2 separate regions of the Homo sapiens genome follow, and region 2 is linked to region 1. Evidence: read pairs that join two places in POLR2A ChIA-PET (ENCODE). Cell type or tissue: Caco-2. All regions are shown on one strand. Each heading gives the region's core, and the rest is flanking DNA. Links, peaks and the distances in the headings are about the cores only. Region 1 overlaps MRPL14 (mitochondrial ribosomal protein L14). Region 2 overlaps LINC01512 (long intergenic non-protein coding RNA 1512).

The links. ChIA-PET counts read pairs that join two places held together with the same protein. Peaks named below come from ENCODE experiments on the same cell type or tissue, not always from the same donor. Only the 100,000 strongest peaks of a DNase experiment are listed, where the experiment ranks them.
Region 2: POLR2A ChIA-PET joins it to region 1 with 5 read pairs; 1 of 35 experiments calls an interaction of 5 or more read pairs at or near these places.

What each region holds. Positions count from the first base shown.
Region 1 is chr6:44,108,816-44,114,187 of GRCh38, reverse strand. It overlaps MRPL14 (mitochondrial ribosomal protein L14), which reads left to right. Exons shown (of 3, transcript NM_032111.4): 3 at 1-737. The coding sequence ends at 345. Among named protein-coding and RNA genes, the nearest start is that of MRPL14, 16 kb to the left of the region's middle. RefSeq lists an enhancer at 3,884-4,053. In Caco-2, for the core only: a CTCF peak has its summit at 572; a DNase peak (open chromatin) is centred at 2,119.
Region 2 is chr6:43,914,848-43,920,219 of GRCh38, reverse strand. All of the region lies in intron 1 of LINC01512 (long intergenic non-protein coding RNA 1512), which reads right to left. Among named protein-coding and RNA genes, the nearest start is that of LINC01512, 27 kb to the right of the region's middle. In Caco-2, for the core only: no CTCF peak of the experiment used is centred there; a DNase peak (open chromatin) is centred at 2,833.

The DNA.
Region 1 (5,372 bases), core at 123-5,122:
ATTCAGAAGATGACGCGGGTACGAGTGGTGGACAACAGTGCCCTGGGGAACAGCCCATACCATCGGGCTCCTCGCTGCATCCATGTCTATAAGAAGAATGGAGTGGGCAAGGTGGGCGACCAGATACTACTGGCCATCAAGGGACAGAAGAAAAAGGCGCTCATTGTGGGGCACTGCATGCCTGGCCCCCGAATGACCCCCAGATTCGACTCCAACAACGTGGTCCTCATTGAGGACAACGGGAACCCTGTGGGGACACGAATTAAGACACCCATCCCCACCAGCCTGCGCAAGCGGGAAGGCGAGTATTCCAAGGTGCTGGCCATTGCTCAGAACTTTGTGTGAGTTGAGCCCAGGCCTCTGGTTGCAGGACTCGTGAATGGAGCAGTTCTGAGAACCACCCTTTTGCTAAGGGAGCTTGGGAGCCACATGGCTGCTCCCTTCACACTGGGTAACAGTGTAGTATCCTGTGAGAGAATAAATGTATTCATTTATGTGTTTTTCCAGAGCTTTCTGGGATGTGGGAAAATAAATTACACTGAAGCAGTTGAAAGGTGGCTTACCCGAGTCTGGCCACACGGGGTAGCATTCTTTACATGGAGCAGCCTTGGTGCCAGGGTCTGAGCCCTTGCTTTTCTGGTTTGGACCCTATAAGTTCATCCAGGACTGTCAGGCCCTGGAAAACTGAGGTACACACCAAATGCCAATTTATAAATGTACCATGGCTCTAACCAAAAGATATTTGTTTTTATTTTTCTCATCCAAAATATCCTCTTCCTGTATTAGTGGGCTTGAGGCTTTAAATGGTTATAAAGATGACCGGGTTAGCATGGAATAAGAGCAGAGAGGCTGATTTAATCTAGTGAACATTTCTTTTAGGCAGCAGTAAAGCCCAGACAGTAATCCTTTCTTTATTCTCGATAGTCTGCCGGAACACTCCTCTGTGCCCAGTAGCAGAGCTTCCTTCCTGGACTGCTGGAGAAATGGATACATTCTTAAATTTTGCAGATGACATAATCTTGGGCCTGTGCAGGTGATTCAGTGACAGTTATCTTTCGTTCATCTGTTGGTCTGCATGGGAAGATTTAGAGGCTCCCTTAGTTTCTTTAGTGGAACCTCATCAACTTATTTGTAAATTCTTTTTTTTTTTTTTTTTTTCGTTTTTGAGACGGAGTCTCGCTCTGTCACCCAGGCTGGAGTGCAGTGGCACGATCTTGGCTCACTGCAACCTCCGCCTCCCGGGTTCAAGCAATTCTCCTGCCTCAGCCTCCTGAGTAGCTGGGATTACAGGTATGCAGCACCACACCCGGCTAATTTTTGTATTTTTAGTAGAGACAGGGTTTCACCATGTTGGTTAGGCTGTTCTTGAACTCCTGACCTTGTGATCCACCTGCCTGGGCTTCCCAAAGTGCTGGGATTACAGGTGTGACCCACTATGCCCGGCCCTTTTTTATTTATTTATTTAGAATACCTTAGGTAGTTAACTCATTAAATGAGTAACTAATCACAGTGGCTTCTGAGAGTCAGAGTAGGATAATAGTTAGGAACACAGGCTCTTGTAGCCAGACTGTAAGGGTTTGAATCCTGACTCTACCACTTAATGACTGTAGGCAAATTATTTTACTTTTCTGTGGCTCAGTTTCCTTACCTGTAAAAGGGGGATGTAATAATGGTCCTTCTTGATAGAATTGATGTGAAGATTAAATGAGTTTGTACCTGTAAGTGCTTAGAATGATAACCTGGCAATAATAAGCACTCAGGTTGGGCATGGTGGCCCATGCTTGTAGTCTCAGCTCCTCAGGAAGCTGAATTAGGAGGAGCACTTGAGCCCAAGAGTTGAATCCAGCCTTAGCAACATGGCAAGACCTGTCTCTTTAAAAAAAAAAAAAAACACAAAACACTCAATAGATACTTTTAGAAATAGGAATTAGCTATTTCCTATTGTCACGACTGCATGGGTCAGCACTGAGAAAACAAAGGTGAGTAAAAGCAGGTGCGGCCCCTGCCTTCCTGGAGCTTATAGAGTCCCAGGGGAAACTAACATGAATCAATTCCTCAAACAAGTGCAAAGTCCCAAGTGTAGCAAGGGTCTGTGATAAAGGAGCTAAGAGTTTTTCAATGGGATCAGAGGCAGCTCCCTGAGGAAGGATTGCATCAGCTGCAGTCCGAATAGGTACAGTGATAGAAGTCAGTAGTGGTTACCTGGTGGGTAGGGAAGGTGTAGACTGGAAAGGGGAAAGAGGGAAACTTCTGGGTCTCAGGAATGTTCTAAATCTAGATCTGTGTGGGAGTTCCATGAAGATAGACATCTGTAAATACTTACTGAGCTGTATACTTTAGTGCACTTCACTCACAGTGAAATAAATGAATAGGCATTAGCTAGGTGAGAGAAGAGGAGGAGATGTTGCTGGTAGAAGGAAGGGCATGTGCACAAACCCTGTGACAGGAGGGAATGGGATAAATGCCAGGTCTAGAAGAAAAAGCCAGTGTGGCTGGAGCCACAAGAGGGAACATGGTGTGGGTTGAAGCCAAAAGAGGAGTGGGGCCTTACGAGCCCTCGGAAGATTTTCCTCATACTGGGGGCACTGGGATGTTGTTGGAGAGTAATTTAGCAAGTGGGATAAAGCTGGTGGGAGGGGAGACATGGTTAGATTTGCTCTGCAGAGAGCTCCTCAGGGAGGCCAGAATGGGTGAGTGTGTGCTTTGCAATAGACTATATGCGAGGTGATAATATGGACCAGGATGGTGGTGGAGGGCAGTGGGCATCTTTAGGAGGTGGAGTTGACTTGGTAATGGGTTAGTAATGGGGAATACTAATGGGGAAAGGCCAGGGATGGGTCTGAGGTTTCCGGCTTCTATGCCTGGATGGTTGGTTGTGTTGAACTTGGAGCTAGGCTGGAGGATTAGGGAGGAAGAGCAGTTGTGGGCAAGCTGAATGGAGGTGCCTTTGAGACATTGAAGAGATGTCGAGTAGGTAGCTGGATATAAATCTCTTAAATTGGAATAACACTGAGGACACTGAGTTTCAGAGGTAAGAGGTGATTTCTCAAGGTTCTACAGTTATGAAGTGGTAAAGCTGGTCTCAGAGCTGGATCCTGTGACTTCCAACCCAGGGTCCTCCCACAACATCATTGGGTCTTCCTTTCGTAATTGATGAGTCTACTCCATCTTGACCTGATTCTTACTAGCTGTGATTCTAGAGGCTGATGTTCTGATTTTCCTGAGTTCTGTGGGCACACCTTGGAGTCCGTTGCCCACTGAACGTTGACTGCAATGAGGCAGAGGCTCTTAGTTTTACATCTTCCATTGGAGGAGCACATCGCTCCCCAGGGCTCCTCTGACTAAGCCTGATTCAAGGTACTCTGGGTATTTTAGGAGCTAATATCCTTTCCTTCTGGCCCTCTGGAAGGACATGCTCTGCTGCAGTGGTTGGATGTGGCCAAGGAGGAGGAATCATCGAAACCAGGGCCTGCTTTGCCAGTGGTGGTTCTCTCCAGTGGCAGGAGCTGGTGCTCAGCAGGTTCTGAATGTCCCTGCTTTCTGTGCTACTTCCTAAAGGCTGTGGGAGGTAGAGAACCCTGGCCTGAGGCAAAGGGAGGGTGGAATTGTTCTTAGCCTGGCACCACTTGCTCAAGGGCTGGACCTTTGCTCTCACTGGGGCAGCTTGACCCAAGCTGCCTTCTGGCTTCTCAGGTGGCTTGCTTTCTGGGGTCAGCCTCACTTCTTCCTCTGCCCTTAGTCAGCAGGAAGTGTCTTCCTTTCACGTGCTTGCAGGGTGCTGCCTCCCCTCACCTGCCTCCCTGCTGTTGAGGTTCACCAGAGTCATTCAGATGACTCTCCTCTGTCCTCGCTGTCCCCTCCTCTGGTCTTCATGGACTTAAACCCTCTCCCCAAGGTGTTCTGTGCTGACCGCTGGAAGGCTGTGGTTTCAACAAAGACTGTGGCCAGGGCCTGTGACGCAGGCCCTCGCAGCACAGCCCAGAATAGCCTCGGCTTTGCTGCTTTTCCAGCTGCCCTATCACTTTGCAGGCTGGAATCTAATTTGCTGTCCACCCTCTCCACCCCAGTCTCTCAGCCAGTGCTGCTTTCTTTGCCCATAAAATATTTATAATCACAGATTATGTTTCCCTGTGAATATAAACTTGCTTTTGTTGTTTTTCCCCTTCTGTGCCCTTAAGAATCTGCCCCTGACAGGCCAAAGGGCTTTATTCTCTGGGTTCATGGACTTCATCACACTTTCTTTGCTGAAGTGGCTAGCTCCGCTCATGATCCTACTCCCTCTGCTAGATAACTGCTGAAGAAATGTGAGGAAAGAGCTCTAGGTTAGTTACTGTAGTCAGAGACCTGGGTTCCAGATGGAACCCTGCTGCTAACTAGCCACAGCCTCTGGAGGAGTTGGGAGCTTATTGCTTGAGGGCTTGGTGCTCAGGACCTCTGGCCAGTGGGTGTGACTCCTAAGGACCAGCCACATTGAGGGATGTGCTCTTGGCTGTTGATGAGGTGAGGGGGACCTGACCAAAGCATGTGCAGAGAGGCCTTGCCACCATCGGCACTCCTGAAGCTAGTCATCTCTGGCACAGATGTCCAGTCCGCTTTCTGTGTGCCTTTGGGAAGTAGCACAGAAAGCAGGGAAATTAAGAGCCACTAAGTACCAGCTGCTGCAGCTGAGGAGAAGCACTCACTACTGAGTTTCTCCCCTGAAATTCTCAAGCCCAGCCTTGCACTTAGGAGGGCAGCAGCCACCGTGAGGCAGAATTCACTGGAGGCGTGCCTCCTCCTGTGTCAAGAGTGTGGAGGAGGGCCAGGGCCGGGGTCAATCCGGGGGTGAGATCCTACTGTGCAGGTGGGAGCCCAAGGCCGTTCCGCTCCAACCTCCCCGTGCGCAGCCTCCTCAGTGTCCTTGCTCGGGCCTCTCATTGCCTTTCTTGGCCTCTTCTCATGGTCTTTCATTTTCTTTCTCAGTGGCTGAGAAATCTTGTTTTTGACAAAAATTGTATGATACTGGACTCAAATGCTTAACTGAAATTCGAATCTGTACCAGCAGCTGCATGTCTTTTCTTCCTCTAATTTTGTAATTCATACTTAAAATCATGGGACTTCTGTTTCATTCTTTCCCACCGGGAGAATGGTAACGGATCACAATTAAGTTCTTTCCAGCATTTTCGACACCTTCTTGCTGAATTATTTTGCCAAATATTAGTAATTTTCTGAATTATTTGGGCTTCCTGGGCTGAAAGTGGTGATGAGTTTGCTTCTCAACTTTCAGTATAAAGATGGTGATTCCCAGCTAGATTTGGGAACAGTAATCTGTTGTCATTTGCTTGATATTATGGCAGGCTGTTTCATAAGACATGCTGCAGGCATTTTTTAAA
Region 2 (5,372 bases), core at 77-5,076, 190 kb after region 1:
TGAACTATCCTGTCTCCCACGAACTATCCCGTCTCCAGAAACATTCATTTGTCAGAGCATTCTTGCCTGCTCTTCTGGAATTCTAGTTACAAGCACTTTTAAAATCAGTCAAATTCATACCTCATCAAATCAGAATAAAACATTTTTTTACCCAATTTCATTCATCGCATTATTTATTCAACTTGATTTCAAATACTGTTTTTTAAAACACGGGAAAAAACTTTATTGACTAGAGTACAGTGCTTATGCACAGTTCTTTTTGCCTTTAGTCTTACAGACTCTTCTCATTTCCCAAACTACTTACATTAGCTTCTTTTCCCCCTTGTCCCTTCAGTGAGGCTGTTTTATCCTTTTGTAATACACTTAGATTAGATTCTTTTGTCACATTCTGCATTCCCTCTTGCAATCTCCCAACATCCTAAATGACTTTTTAAAATTTGCATACACTAAGGTCCCCTTCGCCCTGTAACACTGGGGGGTTTTGACAGTTGCGGCATTATATATTCACCATTGCAATATCATACAGAATAGTTTCGCCATCCAAAGAAATTCTTTTGCACGTCACTTATTCAACCTTCCACCAACCCTGAATCCTTAGCAATCACTGATCTTTTTACCGTCTCCATAGTTTTACCTTTTCCAGAATGTGATATAAATGGAATCATATAGTATGTAACTTTTTCAGACTGGCTTCTTCCACCTAGCAATATGCATTTAAGATTCACTCGTGTCTTTATGTGGCTAGATAGCACATTCTTTTTTATTGCTAAATAGTATAACATTATGTGGATGTACTACAGTTTGTTTATCTATTCACCTATTAAAGTACATCTTGGTTACTTTTGGTAATTACATCTTTGGCCATTCTTTTTTCTTTTCTTTTTCTTTTTTTTTTTTTTTTGAGACAAGTTCTTGCTCTGTTGCCCAGGCTGGAGTGTAGTGGCGTGAACATGGCTCACTGCAGCCTTGACCTCTTGTGCTCAAGCAATCCTCCCACCTCAGCCTCTCAAGTAGCTGGGACCACAGGCACATGCCACTCTGCCTGGTTGATTTTTTTTTTTTTTTTTATCTTTTGTAGAGACTGAGTCTCGCCATGTTGCCCAGGCTGGTCTCAAACTCCTGGACTCAAGTGATCCTCCTACCTTGGCCTCCCAAAGTGCTGGGATTACAGACATGAGCCACCATGCCCAGCCCATCTTTGGCAACTCTGAATAAATTGTTGTTATAAATATACACATGCTGGTTTTAGTAAGGACATGAGTTTTAAAATCAATTGAGTAAATACGTAGGAGCACAATTGTTAGATCCTATGGGAAGACTATACTTAGTTTTCTGAGAAACTATCAAACTGTCTTCCAAAGTGGCTGTATTGTTTTGCAATGAATGAGAGTTCATTCCCAAGAGTTCTGTTGCTCTGCATCCTCATCAGCAATTGATACTGTCAATTTTTTGGATTTTAACCATTCTAATAGTCTTTTTACAGGAGAAGGAAATGGAATTTTGAGAGGGGAAGTGGTAGAGTGGCAAAGACATTTAGTGCTCACCAAATACCCACATGCGCCCCACACTCCTCAGGCCCCTCACCATGAGGTAGGACCCTAGACCAGTCATGGTCAATAGGCTGTGAGTGAAAATGCTATCTGGCACTTCAGGGTCAAAGCATTTAAGATCTTTGCATAGCCCTCCTGCATAGCCCTCCTGCTCTTTTTTGCCTCTGCAGCAGCAACCAGAAAGCTCCGTGTTGAAATTTGGTACATCCAACATCCAGGGTCCCTAAGCAGCTATATGGAACAGAGCCCCTGCCAGTCTGCTTTAGCCAAATAGCATGAGCAAGAAAAAACCTCCGTGGTGTTAGCCCACAGATTTCCAGGATACTTCGTCACTGCAGCACAGCACGGCCTATCCTGACTCACACAGCCAGCCACTGGCTCATGCCTTTGGCATTATGCTGACATCATCAGAACCCCCGAACCTGGTGGTATACTGGCCCAGAAAAAAAGCTGCTTAAAGGAGGGAGATAGTTTAATAAACTAATGTTTACCAAGACCTACCACGTGCCTGGCCCCACTCAGGCTCTGTACCTACATTGTCTCATGTACTCCTCAGGCCTGTCTGGAGGAGACCTGCTACTGCCAAACAGCCTGCTCTAGCCTCTCCCCAGGCCTTATCTCCCCAGAGGCCATGTGGGATTGACATGCAACTGGGCTAACTTTCCGCCAAATAGTGCAATCCTTACAGGATACTAAAGGCAGATCTCCCCACCCAAGCCAAGCCCTCAAAAATTCCTGTATGTCCCCATGTTGCCCAAAAGGCTTTACCCAACTAAGAGGAAGCAAGTCTCAGAAGTTCTGTTCTATCTTCTGCTGCATCTTTTCTTCACACTCAGGCTTTGCTTTCTGCTAACCCCATCCTTTCTAGATTCCCAGTTGTCCAGAAGACACATCCCCATAGCGTTTAATAGGATTCTTCTTGGCCGGACGCCCGACCCTCTACTACGCTAAGCCTCAGAGCAGGCCACAGGCTGTGCTGCAACATCCACACTCTCCCTATTTCCCAATCACAGTGTGGGGGGCTGCCCTCAGGGCAGGGAGCCAGCCTTTCTCCCATGAAGTGAAGTGATGTGATGTTCACAGGGCTCAACATCAAGACCTTGACCTCATTAGCACAATGTTCTGGTCAGCGGGCTTGGGGAAATGTGATGATGTTAATTACGTGCTGATTTATTTAATCCCTGGTCTTGTGAAATACAGCGCACTTGCCTTCCCCTCCTTCCCCCAGGGACTATAAACTGCTGGGGACCGGGCAGGGGGTGGGGCAGGAGGGCGAGGGCCAGTGGACTGGACTCTGAGGCCACACAAACCTGGATTCAATTCCTAGCTACTGTGACCCTGGGTTACCTTCCTGAACCTAGGATTGGGTAAGGATTATGGGCTTGGCACTGTGCCTGGCGCAGAGGAAGCTCTTGGTAAATTGTAGCCATTGGTATCATTATTGTTAATTATTATTTTAGTCTACTAACTGAAGGATGATTTTCCATTGCCCCATCTCTATTCTTGAGAGGCAGTAGGCTGTAGACCAGTGTTGACTAATAGAACATTCTGCAATGATAGAGACATTTAATATCTGTATTGTCCAATGTGACAGTCTCTAGCCACATGTGGCTGCTGAGCACTTGAAAGGTGGCTAGTGCAGTGAGGAACTGAACTGTAACTGCATTGAACTTTAATGAATTCAAAGTTAAATAGTCACATGCTTTTAGCGGCCACTGTATTGAATGGCACAGGTGAAGAAGGTAAGAGTACAGGCTCTGGGATAGATCCTGCTCCTGCTACTTCCTTGCTGTAAGACCTTGGGCCTGTTACTGGCTGCTCTGAGCCACAGCTTCCTTATCTGTAAAATGCAGATATGATAGCACCAATTTCCCAGGGTGGTTTCGAGGATTAAACATGTTAATGGATATAAAGTGCCCATTTTGGAAGTGTTCAAGGAAACTTAGCTATTATGATTACTCTCTTTGGCACTAATGCTGGCCTGGAATCCATGGGCATGACTGTGTCTGCATTCTGACGGCAGGATCTTGAGTTCAGGGCCTCTGTTGGCTCCTATTCTGAATCTCTCCTGGGCCCAGCCCAGGGAGAAAACCCATGTCCATTGGACAGGGAGTGCAGGAGACTCAGAAAGCTTTGAGGATACAGATAGGAGACGCCCCAGTTGATAGCCCAGCCCACGCTGCCCCTCTTCCCACAGCGGTGGTGGGACGGTTGGCCTTCTCGAGAAGAGGAGGGCTGTGAGGGGCAGGAAAAGGCAAACCTGAGAGAGGAGCTTTGATGGGCTCAGGGTCAAGAGGCTTTCTCTGTTCCAATCTCCTGAGTCAGGGAGCTGTAGGAGCCAAACTGTGTCCCTTCAACCCCCTCTCCAAACACTGGGGTTTAATTGATCCACCTGCCAAACTCAGCCAGAAGCCAGAGGTCAGAAGGCTCTACCAGAAAACAGCAGGCTTCTAAGAAATGGAAGATCTGGGTTCAACACCAGGGCACTGGAGCCGAGTCTTTGGAATTCCCCTTTCCTCTTCACCCAGATGAGGAACTGAACTCCTTGATTTCAGGGAATGGATGCAAGCTTGTGTCCTTTCCACTCAGTTTCTTCCACAACTAAAGGTCTGAGGGCAACAAGGGTGTGAGGGCCATGTGGGGATTTCCAAACCCCAGGACTTCTTGGTGTCCAAGAGGCATGACCTCAACTTGTCCCAAAGAACAAAACAGCATCAGAAGCTAAGGACCCTCTGAAGGTCTCCAAAGTCCCCACCTTCTTTCTGTCTCTCTCCTCACCTGTCCTGGACTCAGTAGGAAATGGTAGGGTCTGAAGGCAAGGCCCAAGTCTCCTCTGTGAGGCGGCCCAAGAGAACACCTGTCTCTCCCAGCAAAACCTCAGAGCCCCCTCCTTCCCAAGTGTTTGAGACTCTGGCTTCGCAGCCAGGAGCAACCCACCCTGCAGAGCCACAGAGAAATGCCACAGTCCCATGGGACACAGAAACAGGACGTGGGGCAGGGTGGGGGAACCATCTTTGCTCCACTCTTTCCCTGATATCAGGGTAAAAGACAGCAGGAGGTGTGAGCTCGGATGCCAGGAGGGCATCCTGATGGTGGGACATATGAACCGGTGGGTTGTAGGAGCCAGTTATATTAGACTTTCTGGTCTGGCTGATGGTCAGGGTTCTGGGAGAGGGGGAAGTGTGGGATTTAAAAGACACAGGATACATGGCTGATATGATCTCTCAGCTGGACTTGGAGTCAGACCGATTTAGGTTTAATCCCAGCCAGGCCGCTGACTGGCTGGGTGACCTTGGGTTAATTATTTAATGATACTTCTATTCAGCTTCCTCATCTGTAAAATGAGGGTGAAGAGATTCACCACCAAGGTTTGGAGGAGTGGGGGAGGCAAATGGCCCTAGCCCAGTGCCTGGCATGTACTGGGGAATAGAGAGGTGGCTGGGGGTTTAGGGTGCACAGGAAAGGGAAGACCCGCAGGAAGGCAGGCTGAGAGTGGGGAGCTAAGTCCCCTAGTGGGAAAGACTGATCTCCACATCAGGAGATGATCTGTGGTCCTGCTCCAGACCAAGAAGTGGGCCCTCCTCCATGTGCCCAGGCTGACAGTCTCCCGCTCGCCTGCCCTGCTCCTGCACCCCACTTTAGGGCAATCCTGGGGGCACTGCCAGAGAACTGGGAGGCCTCCCTGGAGATCTAGGCTCTTCTGGCAGATGCCCATCCCCCTTTGTCCTGGGGCCTCTCGTTTGCCAATCCCAGGAAGCCCCTTGCTCAGAGGGAACTGATTTCCCCTAGACAGCCTTGCTCCTCCCGCTGCAGGACTCTCAG